2 separate regions of the Homo sapiens genome follow, and region 1 is linked to region 2. The links are chromatin loops, found by intact Hi-C in ENCODE. Cell type or tissue: IMR-90. All regions are shown on one strand.

The links. A loop is a pair of places that touch in the nucleus more often than their neighbours do. Peaks named below come from ENCODE experiments on the same cell type or tissue, not always from the same donor. Only the 100,000 strongest peaks of a DNase experiment are listed, where the experiment ranks them.
Region 1: it touches region 2 in a loop (9-fold over the local background); 17 of 110 quality-filtered maps call a loop at or near these places.

The regions. Positions count from the first base shown.
Region 1 is chr18:76,800,291-76,805,290 of GRCh38, forward strand. All of the region lies in intron 2 of ZNF236-DT (ZNF236 divergent transcript), which reads right to left. It also overlaps the pseudogene RNU6-346P. Among named protein-coding and RNA genes, the nearest start is that of ZNF236-DT, 20 kb to the right of the region's middle. RefSeq lists a silencer at 1,986-2,035. In IMR-90, CTCF peaks have their summits at 1,917 (motif pointing right) and 3,645 (motif pointing right); no DNase peak of the experiment used is centred here.
Region 2 is chr18:77,052,911-77,057,910 of GRCh38, forward strand. All of the region lies in intron 3 of MBP (myelin basic protein), which reads right to left. Among named protein-coding and RNA genes, the nearest start is that of MBP-AS1, 75 kb to the left of the region's middle. RefSeq lists enhancers at 189-689, 1,795-2,696, 2,090-2,139, 2,190-2,319. In IMR-90, a CTCF peak has its summit at 2,226; DNase peaks (open chromatin) are centred at 1,911 and 2,231; H3K4me3 peaks cover 156 bases; H3K27ac peaks cover 2,708 bases.

The sequences.
Region 1 (5,000 bases), 250 kb before region 2:
TAGCTGGGCATGGCAGTGCATGCCTGTAGTTCCAGCTACTTGGGAGGCTGAGGCAGAAGGATAACTTGAGCCCAGGAGATGGAGGATACTAGGCTATGATTGTGCCACTGCACTCCAACCTGGGCAACAGAGTGAGATCTAGTCTCAAAAAAAAAAAAAAAAAAAAAAGAATTAGGGTAAGATAAAGACATTTTCAGTTAAAAAAAATGAGTGTTTGCCACTAGACATCCTCACTAAGAAAACTTGTAAAAAATATACCTGTATATCAGGCAGAAGGAAGATGATGCCAGATGAAGGTCAGACACACAAAAATGTAAGGATGAAAAACTGGCCAATACTTAGGTCTAAACAAACAAACAAAACAAATTAGACTACATAAAATAATCCCTTCTGCAGTTTATGTATTTTTTTTTAAGGGGCCATGCTAGTCTTCTCTGTATCGTTCCAATTTTAGGTGAATGCAAAAGTAATTGTGGTTTTTGCATTGTTGGAATTTGCTGTTTGATATTGGAATATGTTCTTAAATAAATATGTCATACATCATTTTAACGGGCATTTCTCGCTTTATTTTTTTTGCTAATGACATTACTTGCTGTTTATTTTACGTTTATTTTAGACTATGGAAATGATGTTAGACAAAAAGCAAATTTGAGCAATTTTCTTATTTGAGGTCAAAATGCAGAAGAGACAACTGGCAACATCAACAATTCATTTGGCCCAGAAACTGCTAGGGCACACACAGTGCAGTGGTGGTTCGAGAAGTTTTGCCAATAGATGCCGGCCTTCAGAAGTTGACAGTGATCAATTGAGGGCAGTCATCAAAGCTGATCCTCTTACGCTACAGGAGAAGTTGCCAAAGAACTCAACGTTGGCCATTCAATGGTCGTTTGGCATTTGAAGCAAATTGGAAAGATAAAAAGCTCAATAAGTGGGTGCCCCATGAGCTGAGCGAAAATTTTTAAAAATCATCATTTTGAAGTGTCATCTCTTATTCTACATAACAAGAACAAACCATTTCTCAATTCTATTGTGATGTGTAATGAAAAGTGGATTTTAAGTGCCGGAGCAGTGGCTCATGCCTGTAATCTCAGCACTTTGGGAGGCTGAGGCGGGAGGATAACTTGAGGTCAGGAGTTCAAGACCTGCCTAGCCAACATGACGAAACCCCATCTCTAAAAACATTAGCTGGGTGTGATGGCGGGGCCCTGTAGTCCCAGCTACTTGGGAGGCTGAGGCAGGAAACTGCTTGAACCCGGGAGGCAGAGGTTGCAGTGAGCCGAGATCGCGCCACAGCACTCCAGCCTGAGCGACAGAGCGAGACCCCTCTCCCTGCCTCCCTCGCCCCCCAAAGAAGAAAAAAGAAAGCACAGCCTTCCGTTGAGGCCTCTGGGCGATCCAGTAGGATAGGTCTAGGCGCCGACTGCGTGGGGACCACGCACGACCGTGACAGGCGCAGTCTTGAGGACACTGGCTTTGAGAGCAGCTGAGGGACTGGGCAAAGAAGGGGCTGCAGGTATGGGGGTCAGGCCAGCCCAGGGGAAGTGCGCACGGGTGTGCGGGGGGGTCATTCAGGGCCCTGACGGAGCTAAGGGGAGGATTTAGCCCTGAGTCGGCTCTGGGGTGTGGGGTGGCGGGATGGGGTGCCCTCCCCGGGGCCAGGGCGAGCAGGGTGCGGGGCTCCTGGAGGCTAGCAGGATTAAGGTCGTTTTTAGGATGAGTGAGCTCTGCAGGTTCCCTGCTTTCAACCCGGAAGGAACCTGGGCCCACGTGGGAGTGGGATTGGGGGGTGAGACCCGCAGCCCACGGAAGGGGCGCTGAGACGCGCGGCCGCGAGGGTCAGGGGTGCCCCACGGGAGCGTGCGGCTCATATTATTAGGAAGGTGTCCAGTGCGTCGTGCCCCGGCCGGGCGCCAGGTGGCGGCAGAGGCCGGTGCGGCGCAGCTTCTTCGGCCGCGGGACAGCGGTGCCCCCAGGGTAGGAGGCTGGGGCTGGGCTGGAGCAGAGCCGGAGGGAGGAGTGCGGCCAACAAAAGACCATCCGCGAGCGCCTGAACTTGGGTGTGGAGTTGTATTTTAGGATATGTTAAAAAGTTAGGAATATTAAGTAATTGGCACTTGGCCGGGAGCGGTGGCTCACACGTGTTATCCCAGCACTTCAGGAGGCCGAGGTGGGCGGATCACCTGAGGTTGGGAGTTTGAGAACATCCTGGCCAACATGGCGAAATCCTATCCCTACTAAAAATACAAAAACTTAGCTGGGCATGGTGGTGCGCGCCTGTAGTCCCAGCTACTAGGGAGGCTGAGGCAGGAGACTCCGTCGCAAAAAAAAAAAAAAAAAAAAAAAAAGGCACTTAATCCCAGACTGAAACCCTCTTTTCAGACTCTACATTAAGATCTTAAAGAACTTAGGCCCAGGCAGGCGGGTCACTTGCAGTCAGGAGTTTGAGACCAGCCCGGGCAACATGGCAAAACCTGTCTCTACTAAAAATACCAAAATTAGCCGGGCTTGGTGGTGCGAGCCTGTAATCCCAGCTACTCCGGAGGCTGAGGCAGGAGAATTACATGAACCCGGGAGGCAGAGGTTGCAGGGAGCCGGGATCAGGCCGCTGCATTCCAGCCTGAGCGACAGAGCGAGACTGTCTCAAAAAATAAATAAATAAAATAAAATAAAATAAAGAGCTTAAAGAACTTAAGAAAACACCAAATACTTCAGAGGTACCAGTGGCAATGTAATTAATGAGGATATTCAAGGAAGGTGACATAATTGCCAAGGTAAAAATAATTAAACAATTTCCAAAAGTCTATTTCAGTGAAGGAAACATTTGTCTTTAAGGGAAACATCAATGAAAATTATGTTTATGGCAAAAATGAGCCCTTTCTGCAAGCTTCATTTAGAAAATTGTGGGCATAATTACCATTTTACACAAAATAACTCTGTAGAAAGCTTTTTGAAATAAGCTTCTATTGAAATAAAATGCCAATTAATTACCCATTTAACTTATTAAATGAGAACTATAGGGTGCTAATTTTTAAATATTTTTTAAGTTGCTTTGAAATAATACCTTTTCTTTGAGACTTGAGAACATATATAGCTAATATGAACTGATGAAACAAAGATTTTTAATTACTTCTTTTATTATTTACCTATATATTCTGTATCAGTTAATTTCATTGCTTAAATTATTAATGTCTAATATGCCACTTGAAGCATTCATATTCTGAAAATGATGTAAGTTACACATGTAGGTTGGCCGAAAGTATTATATACTAGGACACAGCGGAGTTTGGGAGTGTCTGCTGCCTGTCCAGGAAGCTGCAGGTTTATGAGTTGTAAATGTAGGAGAATTCAGTTCAGTATAAATAGTTTAGCTTCCTGTTATATTAGGATAGGCAGTTAAGCTTATGTTTTTGCCATAGACAAATTATCATTATCTGTCAGGCCTACAGTTTAGGTTTTGACGTAACTCTTCAAGTACAAATGGAGAATGCATCCCCAGCAGCACTGCAGTCCTCGTTCACACCGAGTTTCGGTACAGTCAGGGGTTTTGAAGTCAGTACCACGGGAGACGCAGACGGAGGATGAATGAAAGGCACAGAAAAATCCTAAGGTAGAAATGGGGGGAACGGAAAAGCAGACAGACACTAGAGGGCGCAGGAGGAAAGTGGGTCGGAGTCCTGGAAGAGGAGGCGGGCTGGGTGAAGGAAGACAGTGAAGAGGGCACTCTGAAAAACCCATCCGAATCTTTCAGTGTAGGTAGGCACCACCCACAGCATGTTGTCATTGCAAACTGGTTCCTTCCATACGTCCCGAAAGGCTCTCCATGGTAGCTTACATCTCTCTATTTGACACTTGATGGCTTTCTTAAGGTATTTAGGTCCATTTACTAAAAATGACTCATCACTTGTTAATTAAATAAGGTTTATACATTTTTTTCATTTTAATTTCAAACATAGGAGATAAAGAAAAAAGGTGCTTGTGGCCAGGCACGGTGGCTCACGCCTGTAATCCCAGCTGAGGGGAGGCCGAGGCGGGAGGATCACCTGAGGTCAGGAGTTTGAGACCAGCCTGGCCAACATGGTGAAACCCTGTCTCTACTAAAAATACAAAAGTTAGCCAGGCGTGGTGGTCCTAATCCCAGCTGCTCGGGAGGCTGAGGTGGGAGAATCTCTTGAGCCTGGGAGGCAGAGGTTGCAGTGAGCCAAGATTGCGCCACTGCACTCTAGCCTGGGCAACAGAGCGAGACTCCATCTCAAAAAGAAAAAAAAAAAAAAGAAAAAAAGAAAAAAGAATAAAAGTGCTTGTTCACCCGTACTTTGTGCATGTCAAGTGATATTGAAAACCAAATCTGTAGGCTGTGCCTGGTGGCTGACGCCTATAATCCCAGCACTTTGGGAGGCCAAGGCGGGCGGATCACCTGAGGTTGGGAGTTCAAGACCAGCCTGACCAACACAGAGAAATCCCATTTCTATTAAAAATACAAAATTAGCCCAGCGTGGTGGTGCATGCCTGTAATCCCAGTTACTCGGGAGGCTGAAGCAGGAGAATCGCTTGAACCCTGGAGGCAGAGGTTGCAATGAGCCAAGATCGCGCCATTGCACTCTAGCCTGGGCATCAGGAGTGAAAAAAAAAAAAAAAAGAAAACCAAATCTGCAGACGAACTTGAGTGCCTGTGTAACAGGTTGTGTTGTCTGTTGTCTATTGTGTTGTGGACTTGTGTTGTCCATATGCCCTTTATGCAAGTTATTTACCAAAATAGCGCTTTTTGAATCGTGTTTTCCATTTACTATTTCATAAGACATAGTATGTATCTATATTATAAAGTTAAGAACAGCAGAAAAATGTATTTTCATTTTACAAGAATGACTTCAATTTAAGTTAGTTTTTATTCACCAAAATCCATAATGTTCCATGTGTCACAATAAAACAAAGCAGACTTTGCCAGCGTGAATCCACTTTTACTGAAGATGAGGGTCATTCATGGACCTAGAGGTTACAATAGT
Region 2 (5,000 bases):
CTTGCCGTCCTAACCTACTCCCTCCTGTGGAGCCACTGGCAAGGTTTTGGGGAACATGGGTGTGAGTCCACGCTAGACCTCAGCTGCCTGCCCTGGATCATTTGAAAAAGGGGAACTTTTAGTTTCCTGCTAAATAGAAGGCCCCAAAAGAAGCCAACCAATGCCGTGTCCCCGTGATAGGCCAGCGTGGCTGTCCCAGAAGCAGAGAGGGGAACAGCACAGGCTCGCATGTCTCCAGGGAGCTCAACACCAGATGGCTTAGTGATAGGAGCCCTGGCTGAGGGTGGCCGCATCTGCAGTGACATGGCTGCTTCCCACTTCCCTGCACCTGTCCTCATGGTGGCTGCTTCAGGGGAGGGGTGGGCAGGGGCCCCACTGCAGGTCCAGCCAAGGGGCACACAGAAGCTGGACATTTGCACACTCAGCTGGGTCGGGACTGAGCTCCGTCCTCAGCCCCTGCAGCCAAGACGCCAGTGTCAGCCGGTATGCTCCGCTACGGGGGCTGGCTGTGGTTTCAGAGTCTCACCCTAATTCCAAAGAACAAAAGCATCTCTCGAGTTCCAGGGACATTTTGTCAGTTGGAACAGCATTTCTATAGTGTGCACCCCACATGCTATGTGCACACATCACAAAGCACACACGGGTACTCTTACACACACACACTCTGATGCACGAGCTGCGGGCACTTCTGTGCATCACTTGCTGAGCTGTAGCATAGAGGCAGAATTCCTTACAGGGAAGAGTTCAGGCCTCAGGCACACTGTCTGCTGGCATTTTATGTGGAACACTGCCATGTGCAAATGAAGTCTTTGAGACAGGAGAGGAGAGAGCAGCAGGGACGAGGGGTGTCCCACCTGTCACTCAGTCATCCAGCAAATATTGATGAAGCTCGTCCCATGAGCCGGGCCTGCGTCTAGGTGCTGGGATATCTCAGCGAACAAAACAGACAGATGTCCCTGCCTTCATGGGGCTCACTTTCCATCCGGAGTCGGGGCTCGGACAATAAACAACATAATCAGGGACTGTGACAGAGGTGACTGTACTGCCCCACTCTGCATCCTTCTTCCTCTTGGCCCCCTCCTCGAGGTGGGGCCACATGATGCTTCTGGCCATCAGAACTTGAGTGGACGCGATGACTGCCCCTCGGCCTGGTCTGCAGGGTGCTTGGCCCTTGGGCTGTCCTCCCGGTCCCTCCCCGCCCTGCCCTCCGATGGCAGAGACTCTATGTGGAAGCCACAGGACTCTCCCAGGCACACTGGATGGAGAGCCGCCTGGCCCTCGCTGAGCTATGATGTGAGTGGACATCACCTTGAGCCTCAGAGATTTAGGAGTTCCTCTGGCAGGCCTGCAGAGCCCACCTGCGCTGACACAGCTGCACTTCTAAGTGGGAGATGTCAACGAGAAGGGACATGGAGCGAAGAGCTCACCCCCGGATATCTGGGCAAGAGACTTAAGGAGGAGGGCAGAGCTTGTGCTTCAGCCACACCCAGGAGGCTGCGGGAGGGAGGGGCCGCAGGAGATGTGGTTGGAGAGGCCCCTGGGGAACAGGTGGAGGGGATTTGAGCAGGGAGCGAGGTGCTCAGCAGCTAGCTGGCAGGGAGAACCAACAGGGATGGATCAGGATGGAGGCTGGGACCCACTTAATCACCCAGGTGGGCAGAGGAGGGCTTGGGCCTTGGTGATGGGAGAGGTGCTTGCTAAGTATCAGAGCTTCCCTGGGTCCTTGGCACAATCAGCCATCAGTGCTCTCAGCAAAGACATAGAAATAGTGCTCCTCATTTTGTACCTGGATAAGGGGAGAGCTCAAGTTCCAATCCCTGTTAGCGGCGGGTGACACAACCATGCACACATCTCAAATTCCAATTCCTGTTAGCGGCGGGTGACGTCACCATGCACACATCTCAAGTTCCAGTTCCTGTTAGCGGTGGGTAATGTCACCATGCACACATCCTGTTTTCTCCTGCTCTGCCACTGTGATCTCCAGATGATCAATTTCATATTATCAGGAAAATGACCTTTGGCACAGAAAGCCCAGAGGAGAAGGTGAGGGACTTGCATGCACGCACACATTTAAATGTCAACATTCTATGGAATTCAGTATCATAAAGGTATGCAAACCATGGGAAGTAATCATGAGTTTGCTCTGGGAGGCCCCGCAGTTAGAAGGGAACCTTCTGGGCACGCACATCGTGGATGGAGACAGAGGAACGGCAGCGCCGCCTGCTGCTGCTGGGCCCTGCGTGTCTGTACCACCTTCTGTGGTAGAGAAAACAGCAGGCGGCTTTGCTGCAAACTCCAGCACAGCCTCTGTGTGGGAGGAGCAGGGTCAGCAGAAACCCAGAGGCAGGAAGGAGCTGAGCTGAGCTGGTGCAAGAGTGTCCTGCCCTGGGAGGAAGTGGCTTTGTACCAACTGATAAAATGCCCAGAGTAGGGGGCACATAACTGTAAACTTCTAGAACCCACATCCTCAAAGCCCAACCCCTGACCCAGGAGGTGCATGGGTGGCTGTTCCCTCCCAGCCCAGTGCCACCTCTGCCATCCTCCCTGGCTGGGAAAGATGAACTGCGCTTAAAATGGGCTCAGTTTTCTTTTTCCTTTCTTTCCTTCCTTTCCTTCCATTCCTTCCCTTTCTTTCCCTTTCTTTTCATCCTTCCTTCCTTTTCTTTCTCTTTCTTTCTCTCTCTCTCTCTCTTTCTTTCTCTTTTTTTAACCTAGTAATTGCTTTTCACATCTGCTGGTGGGCTGCTATCTTTCATAGGATAACTTCCATTATTGCTTTAAATAAGGTGGTGTTTGGCCTCTGTTTTGTTTTCAGGTAAAGCAAACTGCAATCAGGAAGCCCTCATTACAGACAGTGAGGTCATGACAAGAAAAGTTCATTCACACTGGAGAGTTCAACCCCATTGGAAATGTCTTTCCAAACACAGCTGGTGACTTTGCAAACCCAGACATTCCCAGAAACTCAGTGGTTCTAGAAACTTGCTTGGAATAATTAAGGTTTTAGAGCAGCTGTTGGAATTTTTAGAAAGGAAAAAAAGAAAAAACGAAGTGAGGCTCCCCCTCCCCGACTCCTCTTACACATCCCTGTGGCTCTGTGGTGTCACGGCTGAGCGTGCTGCGCTCCACTGACCGTGTGGATGAAGGGCAGGCAGCACCTGGGTGCATTTGTGCCAGCGCATGGCAGTGAGGCCGCTGGCAGTGCATTTCCTGTTATCCGTGACCCCGTGCGCCCGGGGCTGGGTCTGCAGAGGCTTTGGGGAACACACTGTTGCTGTCTCCTGTGCCTGGCCCGGTGTCCATGTGGCTCACAGGACCCATAGGGACCAGGTGCTGCTCTAAACTGGAGGCATGAACTGACCATTGGCCCAGACAGCCTTGCCATTCCCGTCCGGGGGATTAAACCTTGAACAGGTTTTGTAGGACTCTCAGCCCCAACTTCCTTGTCTCTAGAAAACTTGCCACTATGAATTATTTCTCCGTCCCTTTGAGACATCGGCCCTTTCCTGGCCTCTTGCTCAGTTCACTGCCCAGCTTTGTCTTCTCGAAGGACCCAGGAGCCTTTGAAATGTAACCAACAAGGAAGATAACACCCTCAGCTCCCAGTCCCTGCGGGAGGCAGGGGCCTAACTGTGGTAAGCGCTAATCTGCAAACATTGCTGGCCTGACTGCACCAACCGGCCTCCATCCGATGTCCTCCAGGACTCTCCCACCAGCTCACCCCAGTGCTTAAAAACCCTCCCGCCTTTCGTTTCAGCAGGGTGGAGTTCAGCTCGCTCTCTCCTACTGCAATAGTCTGGGATACGTCTTCCCTGCCTGTCTCACTCTCCCTGGGGTAACTTTTCTTTGACACCACTGAGTCCTCCCAGCAACCTGCAGCTGAGCACACAACCCCCCTCTGCACAGGGGAACCGAGTCCACAGTCCTAACTACCAAATGACATGGCCTCACTAAAGTAACTCCTAGAAGCCGAGACCTTTGTCCGACAGCTCTCAGGAGAGGCTGCCGAGGAGAACCGGCTTCCCACGTGCCCTGACCACGCCCACACCCACGGCGTGAGATTTCACCACTCAGCCGCTGAGAAGCAGGGGGTCTTTGGCCCAAAACAAACATCCTCTGAGACGGGAAGGAGGCATGTCCCCCAAGAACTGCCTGGGTACTACAATGAAGCAGGGTAAATATTCAGAAGTGTGTTTGGGTTTTTAATGATATAAAGTATCATTAACATTCACTTCAACGCACAGAGGAGAAGTAACTGTTACAGTGTTTGTTTTCACATCTGTCAGACAGACATGAGAACTGCCCTGCCCCTCAAGGAACCAGCTGCGGTCTCCCTGGCTGGCTGGGAGCACTGGGCTCCGATCCTGCTCCTGAGTGTCTGCCTGGCAGCTGCACCCTCATCTGACATGCAAGGCGGGGTCAGACAAGATAATCTGAATATTCCTTCATCCCCCAACTTGTGATTTTGTTTCTATGATTTATACCCAGCCCAAAGATGCTATTTCACAAAATGGGTTTTGTGGCTTGTCTAGACAGGAATACAAGGCCTCAGGCAGCCACGGAATCACAATTAGCGATCCATTCACACTAGCACCGAATATTCCCACGGAAAGGCCGTGCAGTGATTATCTCTAAGGACAAGGACTGTGTGTGAAGAAGGACAAGGAGAGAGGAGCTCCCGCGACTGCCAGGTCCAAATGGAATTTTACATCGGAAATGACAGCTACTTACTAAAGTCTTGTAGCTTAGTTTACTAACCTGGATGCATTAAATACACACATCATTTGAAAAATAGCATCTCAAAAAATGATTTTCTCATAGCCGTTTCTTGGAAACAAATTTAAACAAAGATGCAATGATTTAAAAAACCGCTACACGAAAATTCTGAAGGGGGACACCTGAGGAAGGCGGGGAGTGTTTTTTTTTTTTTTTTTTTTGAGACGGAGTCTCGCTCTGTTGCCCAGGCTGGAGTGCAGTGGTGCGATCTCGGCTCACTGCAAGCT